Regions from separate parts of the Homo sapiens genome. Here region 1 is linked to region 2. Evidence: read pairs that join two places in POLR2A ChIA-PET (ENCODE). Cell type or tissue: MCF 10A. All regions are shown on one strand.

What was found. Peaks named below come from ENCODE experiments on the same cell type or tissue, not always from the same donor. Only the 100,000 strongest peaks of a DNase experiment are listed, where the experiment ranks them.
Region 1: POLR2A ChIA-PET joins it to region 2 with 5 read pairs; 2 of 35 experiments call an interaction of 5 or more read pairs at or near these places.

The regions. Positions count from the first base shown.
Region 1 is chr2:174,138,948-174,143,947 of GRCh38, reverse strand. OLA1 (Obg like ATPase 1) reads left to right here. Exons shown (of 11, transcript NM_013341.5): 5 at 1,948-2,123. Among named protein-coding and RNA genes, the nearest start is that of OLA1, 110 kb to the left of the region's middle. In MCF 10A, no CTCF peak of the experiment used is centred here; no DNase peak of the experiment used is centred here.
Region 2 is chr2:174,061,974-174,066,973 of GRCh38, reverse strand. LOC105373746 (a long non-coding RNA gene) reads left to right here and starts at 4,343. Exons shown (of 3, transcript XR_923589.3): 1 at 4,343-4,570; 2 at 4,940-5,000. RefSeq lists an enhancer at 3,460-4,079. In MCF 10A, no CTCF peak of the experiment used is centred here; a DNase peak (open chromatin) is centred at 3,083.

The sequences.
Region 1 (5,000 bases), 77 kb before region 2:
AAAAATTTCTTGTAGAGACAGGATCTTGCCTTGTTGCCCAGGTCTTAGACTCCTGGGCTCAAGTGATCCTCCCACCTTGGCCACCCAAAGTGCTGGGATTACAGGTGTGAGCCACCACACCCAACCTAAAAGATAATTTGAAGGTTGCAAGATAGACACATGATTTCTTCCCCTTCCTCCTTTATTCTCTTTTTTTCTTTGGATTCTTTTAGATCATCAGAGGGCTTTGTTTTCTTTGCTTTCAGAAGAATTGCAGTTACTAAGTTTCTCTCTATTATCCACTTGGTTAAAATTGGGGGTTGTAATTAAGAATTGCCATTTAAAACCTGCTAATGCATTTACTGTAGGGATGTTGTTGAGGACATCACTATGGTTAGTCTTTGGACCCTACATAGAGACAACTATATAGGATATTTTTCATTCTGAGTGTCACAGAAAGCTTAGTCACTCCTGTAAGTTACAGTGTTATTTGTGTTGCTTGACTGCCAGGAAGCTTCCATTTTTATTTTCCTATTTTATCATGCTATTTGCATAAGATGCCTCAAATCTTGACAAGAAGTAAATAATATTGTGCTTTTAGGGAGATTTCCTTCATATTTTCAAAGATTCAAAAAATTTACCTAAACCACTGTCTATTGTGTTTGTTAGTAAAACATAATATAGCTCCTCATTTCTGCTAATTTTGCTCATATGAATTTGACATTAAATAGTATATTATTTGTATGCAAAAAACTTAAATATTGCTTTACATACCTATACTTTAATTGTAATAGTATATTTATGTTTTATTGTTACTGAATAATCCACATTTAGATACAACTTAATTATTTTTAATTCTGGGAAATTATATTTAAAAACAATTTATAACTTGTATCAAGAGTATCTTGGTTTTTGGTATTTAAGAATGAGCTGTGTTCACTGTTTCTCTTACCAAACTCAATCAAACTCTCATGATTTTTTTGATACCTCTGTCTAAAATAATTGATACTTTATGTTTGAAAACATCTCATTTTGGGACTATAATCTAATTGGTAGTTTTAATGAAATTAATTTGTTTATAAATGTGTGTATTGTTTGGTGGATATATCATTGCTTTCTGTTTGTAATATTTCTTAGTATTTGTTCATTTTTTATGATACTATTCTTTATCTGGTAATTTGAGTAAATCCCAGTTGAATTATGTTGCCACATTATGTCTTCAAAAGGGCATAAAGTCAGTACACATGCTTCAGTAATATCTGGTTGTTTTACCCTTATGTTTCCAGTTGGCAATTTGAAATTATGGCTTCAACTGCACTTTAAATATGTGATAATAGCATGTGTTTCTAATAAGGGCCAGCATCATTTTGTTCAGATAGTGTGAATGGTTGTCACTCATATATGACAAATGCACCTTCATCTGCTTCTTTGATAGCCCCCTAAAAACCATACCCTCAAATCAGGCCGATGAAATTAGCTGCTGTGTAAATTGTGTGTCTGAGTGGTTCATTATCTAATCACCGTCAGAACCACAGTGATAAAGTAGATTGAAGCAGGGAAGAGGTCTGCCAGATGATTTCAGACCCCCCCTCCCTAAATCTGGTTTCCCTTGGAAACCCTAATAGTGCAGTTTAGAACTTCAATCTTTCATGCCTGGAATTCAGTATCTTTTAATTTACCAAACTTGGAAATGCCAGTAGTTCTAGAACATAATTTTGTTTTTGTAAAGACCATAATTTTATTTATTTAAATCAATTTTTGAAATATGGAGGCTCTTGAACTATAGTTTTATTGCCAGTAGCCTCAGTATTACTAAATGGGGGAAAAATGCTATATCCTACTTGCCAAGAAGCCAGAGTAATTTATTTATTATATTTATTTGTTAACCTTCTAGGAATCTTTCACTCTATCATAATGAACACGCTGTATTATTTGTTTATTGAATTGCTTCCCTTTAATTCATTTTAGGTGCTTTTGAAGATGATGATATCACGCACGTTGAAGGAAGTGTAGATCCTATTCGAGATATAGAAATAATACATGAAGAGCTTCAGCTTAAAGATGAGGAAATGATTGGGCCCATTATAGATAAACTAGAAAAGGTGGCTGTGAGAGGAGGAGATAAAAAACTAAAACCTGAATATGTAAGTAAAAATTTACAGCTTCTTTAGATACTCAAGAGTTTATTTTTCTTGATTAAATTTTTTAAATAATGCATATGATACATCTAATATTGTTATGGAATTTTAGAAGCCAAGGGTTATTTCTGTTAAAAAAAATTGTTAAGGAACTTTATTTTTAAACAACCAAGGGCCATGGTGATAGGCTATTTAGGCGGTTCTAAGCAAGCAGTAGTTAGCAGTAATAGTGAGTGTTTACATGATTACTATGTAGGCCTTCAAGTTTTAGTGTTAATAAAGTGTGGTTTATGATGAAAAACTTACTGGATTTGGTGAAATGACTCATACAGTTTTCATGGATTTGAAGAAGTGATTTATACAAAGACCTGGTTCTCCATAGGGGTGGACTAAATGAATACACTCTTAAAGTAGACAGATCATTTTAATATTTTATGGAATGAAAACATGCCTCATTGTTCTTAATATTCAAATGTGTTTTCTATCACATTATAATGAATGATTATTAGTAACATTGTAATAAATGTTCCAAAATGTATTTTGAAGCTTTTAGTTTACATATGATTGAATTGTCTTTAACATTTAAGAAACGGTGCCCTGGCCAGGCGTGGTGGCTCACGCCTATAATCCCAGCACTTTGGGAAGCTGAGGCGGGTGGATCACCTGAGATCAGAAGTTCAAGACCAGCCTAGCCAACATGGCGAAACCCTGTCCCTACTAAAAATACAAAAATTAGCTGGGTGTGGTGGTAGGTGCTTGTAATCCCAGCTACTTGGGAGGCTGAGGCAGGAGAATTGCTTGAACCCGGGAGGCGGAGGTTGCAGTGAGCCAAGATCGTGCCATTGCACTCCAGCCTGGTGATAGAGTGAGACTCTGTCTCAAATAAATAAATAAATAAAATATTTTTAAAAATAAAATAAAATGAAACTAGTAAGAGAAAGTAACCAACACACAGTATGTAAATGAGCAGGTTACCCCCATTGGCAAGAGTAAAGAAGCTGGGGTAATTATCAACCAATTTATATCAGTTACTGGCTATGGGCTACTCCTAGGAGTGTTAACTCCTTGGTGCCTGATGTCTTTGTGGTTTGAGCATAGAATTTAGTCAGACTAACAGATGCTTACCTTAAGCCATCACCATGTACTAGACCCATGATGGCAAAGGGGATTTTGGGCAGGGTAATCCTGTAATTCCAGCACTTTGGGAGGCCAAGGCAGGTGGATCGCCTGAGATCAGGAGATTGAGACCAGCATGGCTAACATTGTGAAACCCCATCTCGACTAAAAATACAAAAATTAGCCAGGCGTGGTGGTGCACGCCTGTAATCTCACCTACTGAGGAGGCTGAGGCAGGAGAATCACTGGAACCTGGGAGGTGGAGGCTGCAGTGAGCCCAGATCATGCCACTGCACTCCAGGCTGGGCGACAGAGTGAGACTCGGTCTCAATTAAAAAAAAAAAAGAAAGAAAAAGAAAAGAAAAGGGATAACTATATGATTATGATATCAACTAGTTACTGTAGGGAAGTTTCTTTTAGAAATATATTTCTTAAGTTCTCTAGCAAATGGTCTAAAGGTACAAAAATGTGATGGATATAAAAGAGATAGCTACTTGAAATTTATGAGAAAGATAGGCAGGTCATTTTGTTTACCAGGTATTTACCTATTCTTCTTTAATGTTGTTGATTCTTCCTGTTCATTTAAATGTATCTTTATTTTCTGGGTAATCTTTCAGAAATTCAACATTCAAACCTCTTTTCCTATTAAGTTTCCAGTTTCTAGATTTGGATGCCATTTGTATTTTTATGTCAATAAGCGTGAAAGACTTAGGTTAAATATACTCTAGCATGAAACATGAGCTGACTTTTTAATGTTAAAGAAGAGTTTTTCCTGAGAGCAAGGTAGATATACTCTGACATAAGATATACCTTTTTTTTTTCTTTCTTTCTTTCTTTTTTTTTTTTTTTTGAGACTGAGTCTCACTCTGTTGCCCAGGCTGGAGTTCAGTGGCACTATCTCGGCTCACTGCAACCTCCGCCTCCCTGGTTGAAGTGATTCTTCTGCCTCAGCCTCCTGAGTGGCTGGGACTACAGGTGCATGCCACCACACCCGGCTAATTTTTGTATTTTTAGTAGAGACGGGGTTTCATTGTATTGGCCAGGCTGGTGTCAAACCCCTGACCTCGTGATCCACCCACCTCGGCCTCCCGAAGTGCTGGAATTACAGGCGTGAGCCACTGTGCCCGGCCAAGATACACCTTCTATAGTGAGTCTTGCTGTCTGAAGTAAAACCCAGGCACTAAATAAAGAAGGCAGGAGTGGGATAAGCATTTTCTCTTGGTATCAGCCAAGTGTGTTTGTTTCCTAGGGTTGCTGTAACAAGCACCATGAACAGGATGACTTTAAACAACAATGTCTTCTTTCCCGGTTCTGGAGGATGAGAAGTCTGAAGTCAGGGTGTTGGCAGGGCCATGCTCTCTCTGAAGCCTCTCTGGGGGAGAAGTTCTAGCTTCTGGTAGCTCCAGGTGTCCCTTGCCTTGTGACAGCAGAACTCCAATCTCTGCCTTAGTCTTCACATGGCCACCTTTCCTGTGTGTCTCTGTCCAAATTTCTCTCTTCTTATAAGGACACAAGTAATATTGGCTTAAAGGCCCACCTTCCTCTAAGTATGGCTTCATCTTAATTAATTCCCAAATAAGTTCACTTTCTGAGTATCAGGGATGGGATTCAATCTATAATACCAAGTCATCAAGATCAAGGTTAATTTTAAATCTATTTAAGTGTATGTACATCCCATTTGGAAAAATGAAATTTGAAAAATGAAGTTAGGAGGGCTTAAGGAACAATTTATTTTGTATCGATTATTTGGAAAGCATTATACTTAGA
Region 2 (5,000 bases):
ACTCGGGCTGAGTGTGGTCACTCACGCCTGTTCCATTGTAGAGGACAAAAGGTACAACAGTTATAGTAGTACCAACGAGATTCACTCTCGAACTTAGTAGAAACAGAAAGATGCAACCTGATTTGCACTGTTCGCTGGAGGAAGGATTGAGAAGACATATTGATGGGCTGGATGCAAGTTGGGAAGGAAAGAATCAAGAATGATTTGTAGGTTTTTAGCCTAAGCACGTGGATGCATGGTGGTGCCATTGACTGAGATGGGAAAGACTTGGGAGTCAAACAGGTGTGAGAGTGTGTGCGGAGGCGGGAATCAAGAAACTGTTTTGAATGTAGATGACACTACCTGACTTCAAGACTTACCATAAAGCAGCCAGGGGCTGTGTCTCACGCCTATAATCCCAGCACTTTGGGAGGCCAAGGTGGGTGGATCACTTGAGACCAGGAGTTTGAGACCAGCCTGGCCAACATGGTGAAACTCCATCTCTACTAAAAATATAAAATTTAGCTGGGTGTGGTGGTGAGTGCCTGTAATCCCAGCTACTCTGGAGGCTGAGGTAGGAGGATTGCTTGAACCCAGGAGGCAGAGGTTGCAGTGAGCAGAGATTGTACCATGGCACTCCAGCCTGGGCAACAGAGTGAGACTGTGTCTCAAAAAAAAAAAAAAAGGCTGAGTGCAGTGGCTCACACCTGTAATCGCCTGTAATCCCAGCACTTTGGGAGGTCGAGGTGGATGGATCACCTGAGGTCAAGAGTTCCAGACCAGCCTGACCAACATGGAGAAACCCCGCCTCTGCTAAAAATACAAAATCAGATGGGCATGGTGGCGCATGCCTGTAATCCCAGCTACTCAGGAGGCTGAGACAGGAGAATCACTTGAACCTGGGAGGCAGAGGTGGCAGTGAGCTGAGATCATGCCATTACACTCCAGCCTGGGCAATAAGAGTGAAACTCAGTCTCAAAAAAAAAGAAAAAAAAAAAACTTACTATAAAGCTACAGTAATCCAAGAAAGTGTGGTGCTGGTGAAAAAATAGATTAAAAAAAAAATCAATAGAACAAAATGGAGAGCCCAGAAAAAGACCCACATAAATGTAGTCAACTGATTTTTGACAAAGGAGCAAAGGCAATAAAATGGAGCAGAGATAGCCTTTTCAACAAATAGTGCTGGAACAACTGGACATTCACATGCAAAAAACTAAATCTTGACATACAGACCTTACTCTTTTTACAAAAATTAACTCAAAATGAATCATAGACCTAAAGGTAAAACCCAAAACTATAAAACTCCTAGAAGATAACACAGGAGAAAACCTAGATGAGCTTGGGTTTGGCGATGACTTTTTCTAGATACAACACCAAAGACATGATCCACAAAAGAAAGAATTGATAAGCTGGCCTGCATTAGAATTAAAAACTTCTCTGTGAAAAACTGTCAAGAGAATGAGAAGACAAGCTACAGACTGGGAGAAAATATTTGCAAAGGACATATCTGATAAAGAACATTTCTGGACTGTTATCCAAAATATGCAAAGAACTTAAAACTCAAAAATAAGAAAACGAACAACCCAATTCAATGTCTTGAGGATAGGTTGGAGATGGCCATTAAACACTCTTGGGTAGATATCAGACTGGGTAGATACCAAGACCAATTGTTGTGTCTCAATTGGAAGCTCAGAGGAAAGTTTGAGGAAGCAGGTATATAAATTTAGAATCATTACTATATGGATATTACTTAAAACCTGAGGGCCAGAATAGCTCACCTTAGACAGGTGAGAACAGAAAGAGGAGAAGGCCCAGAAATGAGCCTGATGCAAAAGGTCTCTGGAAAGAGGAGGGGCCAGCAAATCGCAGCAAAAAAACTGCCGAGGCCGGGCGCGGTGGCCCATGCCTGTAATCCCAGCACTTTGGGAGGCTGAGGCAGGCAGATCACTTGAGGCCAGGAGTTCAAGACCAGCCTGGCCAACATGGTGAAACCCCATTTCTACTAAAAGTACAAAAATTAGCCAGGCGTGCTGGTGCACAGCTGTAATCCCAGCTACTCAGGAGGCTGAGGTGGGAGGATCCCTTGAACTCAAGAGGCAGAGGTTGCAGTGAGCAGAAATGGTGCCACTGCACTGCAGCCTGGGCAACAGAGCGAGATCTTGTCTAAAAAAAAAAAAAAAAGAAGAAGAAGAAGAAGAAGCCAATGAGAGAGGAGCAAACCCAGAGAGGCTAGTGTCAGAGCAGCTGGGAGACAGAAACGGTTTCAAGAAGACAGCAAATGTTGCTGAGCAGTTGAAAAAAATGAAGATGAAAGATGTTCTGCTTGAGGGTGGGGCACGGTGGCTCACGCCTATAATCCCAGCACTTTGGGAGGCTGAGGCGGGCGGATCACCTGAGGTCAGGAGTTTGAGACCAGACTGGCCAACATGGTGAAACACCATCTCCACTAAAAATACAAAAATGAGCCAGGTGAGGTGGCAGGCGCCTGTAGTCCCAGCTACTCGGGAGGCTGAGGCAGGAGAATGGCGTGAAGCCGGGAGGCGGAGCTTGCAGTGAGCCGAGATCACGCCACCGCACTCCAGCCTGGGCGACAGAGCAAGACTCCATCTCAACAAAAAAAAAAAGAAAAAGAAAACAAGAAAAAAAAAATCCAGCACGTTGAGAGGCCAAGATGGGAGTATCACTTGAGGCCAGGAGTTCAAGATCAGCCTGGGTAACATTGCAAGACTGTCTCTATCAAAAAATAAAAACTAAAAATTAGCTGGATGTGATGATTGTGCCACTGCTTTTCAGCCCGAGTGACAGAGCAAGACTCTGACTCTAAAAAAAAAAAAAAAAAAAAAAAAAAAAGGTGCTGCTGGACAAGTTCTGTTTAATTTGAAAGCAAGTTCAGATTACTCTTTTGAGAAGTTTTGCCAGAAAGGGGACAAGAGAAATGGAAATGGGGGAGATGGGAAGCAAAGAGGTTTTTTTGTTGGTTGGTTGGTTGGTTGGTTGGTTGGTTGGTTGGCTGGCTGTAGATTTTTTAGCAACGGAGCGTGCCGGGGCATGTCTGGATGTTGAGGGGAATGTTCCCGAGAGGAGGAGAGCTGGAGGCTGATGAAGCAAGAGGGAGAGGGGTGACGAAAGAGACCCAGTCCTTAAGAAGCTACAGGGGATGAGAACTGGAGCATAGGTGGAGGGACTGACAGTTGGTAGAAGCAGGAATGCTTCCAGTAAATAGGAGGGAAGGCAGGGCTAGATGTGTAGCTTCCATTTTCTCAATGAAATTGGAGTGAACGCCATCAGCAGAGTGGGTGTGGAAGGCGTGGGTGTGAAGGGAAAGGAGAAATTTTGACACAGCCCTCTTCAACGTGCCCTGTTGTTTTTTGTTTTTTGAACCTAGATTCCAAGAGCTAACACAGAACCCTGCAGGGCCCCCCGTTCATGAACGCTTTAGTTACTGGATTGTGTTGCTTTCACAGGGTGACAACATTTTATCAACCTGGGCGGTCTACAGCGCTTCCCAGTGGGGGTCAGTCCTAGGAGAACCAGGCCCTCTGACTCCTCTATGCCTGTTCTTTACTTTGCTCCAGGGAATAAAAAATACGAGGGTTTCAGTGTTCTCTCATTAGGCTCTGCCTTTTATCTTCCCATTTTTGTGATAAGATTCCTCAGTTCTTGCTCTCAAGAGGCCCGCCAAATCTGAGCAGTCTCTATTTGGGGCAACTACACTTCTTCGAGAAAGTTCCATCCCTTTCGTAGAATAGAGCAGTCCTGGCTGCTGATATCAATGATATAAATGGGACAGCGGCTGCGGAGAGTGACGTGTTTGGTTCCCGGCCTCTCACTGCAATCCTTTGAAATCCCATGGAAGTGCAGGCAACAGACCACCCCTTGAACTTTTGAGGCTCTTGTCTGAGTGGATTAACTAACCCTGTTTACTAATCTCTCTCTTCTCCCCCTGAGGATCCTTGTCTTTAGAATTCAGTGTTCTTTTTGCTTCAAACAAAGCCTCCAGTTTGCTGCTCTTCTGATCACAGCATGAGAGCAAGCTGATTTGCTTTGGTCAAATGTTGTGTGTAAGTGATTTCAGCCATTTGGCTTATTGTATTTGCGTCATTTTGGGGTGAATTCCAAGGACCTTGGGACATCATTACTTTAAACTTGAAAATAGATTTAATGAAGAACTGTATTTCTAGGGAAGAGACTTGGTCAAGTTTTATTTCCAAGGAAGGAGCCTATTCTGTGACTTAACTCCTACAAAGCCACGTAGGATATCTGGTTTGACTGAGGGCTTTATCCAATTTCACAATATAGCAAATGGAAGATGTATTTCCTTATTATGCACTCATTGAATAGTAATGATGAACTCAGGCATTGGGACCAGGGTCCCACCTTTCACCTGTTAATGCCTCCAGACATCACAAACACTATTGATTGTTTAACCATCGCCGTCTCACAAACCCACCACACCCCCCTTTTCCTTGCCAACAAAATCTCATTTTGCTCCATAGACAGCGAGTGTGCTCAGCTTCAGAAAATGAATCATTATGGCTCTAAATTCATCATGATATCCCACTTCTCCTTTGCCAGTGATAGGGCTAGGCAGGTGAGCCAGCTCTGGCCTGGAAAGTATGAGGGTCTGGGGAGCAGGCTTGGCAAAGCTTTGCCAGGGAAATTTTTCCTCCCTGATACAAAAAGGGAGACAAGAAAAGCTATCCATTTTGTCTCTTTTTTTTAATGTTTTGAGACAAGGTCTTGCTCTGTTGCCCTGGCTGGAGTGCAGGGGTTGCTCACTGCAACTTTTGCCTCCTGGGCTCAAGGGATCCACCCGCCTCAGCCTCCCAAAGTGCTGGGATTACAGGCGTGAGCCACGGTGCCTGGCCAAGCTATCCATTCACCCTCCTCCTCCTGCGAGGGCTTGGGGTGAATTCCAGGGCCCGCTGGACATCATTCCTTTTTTTTTATTTGAAAATAGATTTGATGAAGGACTGTATTTGGAGCTATGGAAAGGAAAACCGAGAGGCAGAGAAGCAGCC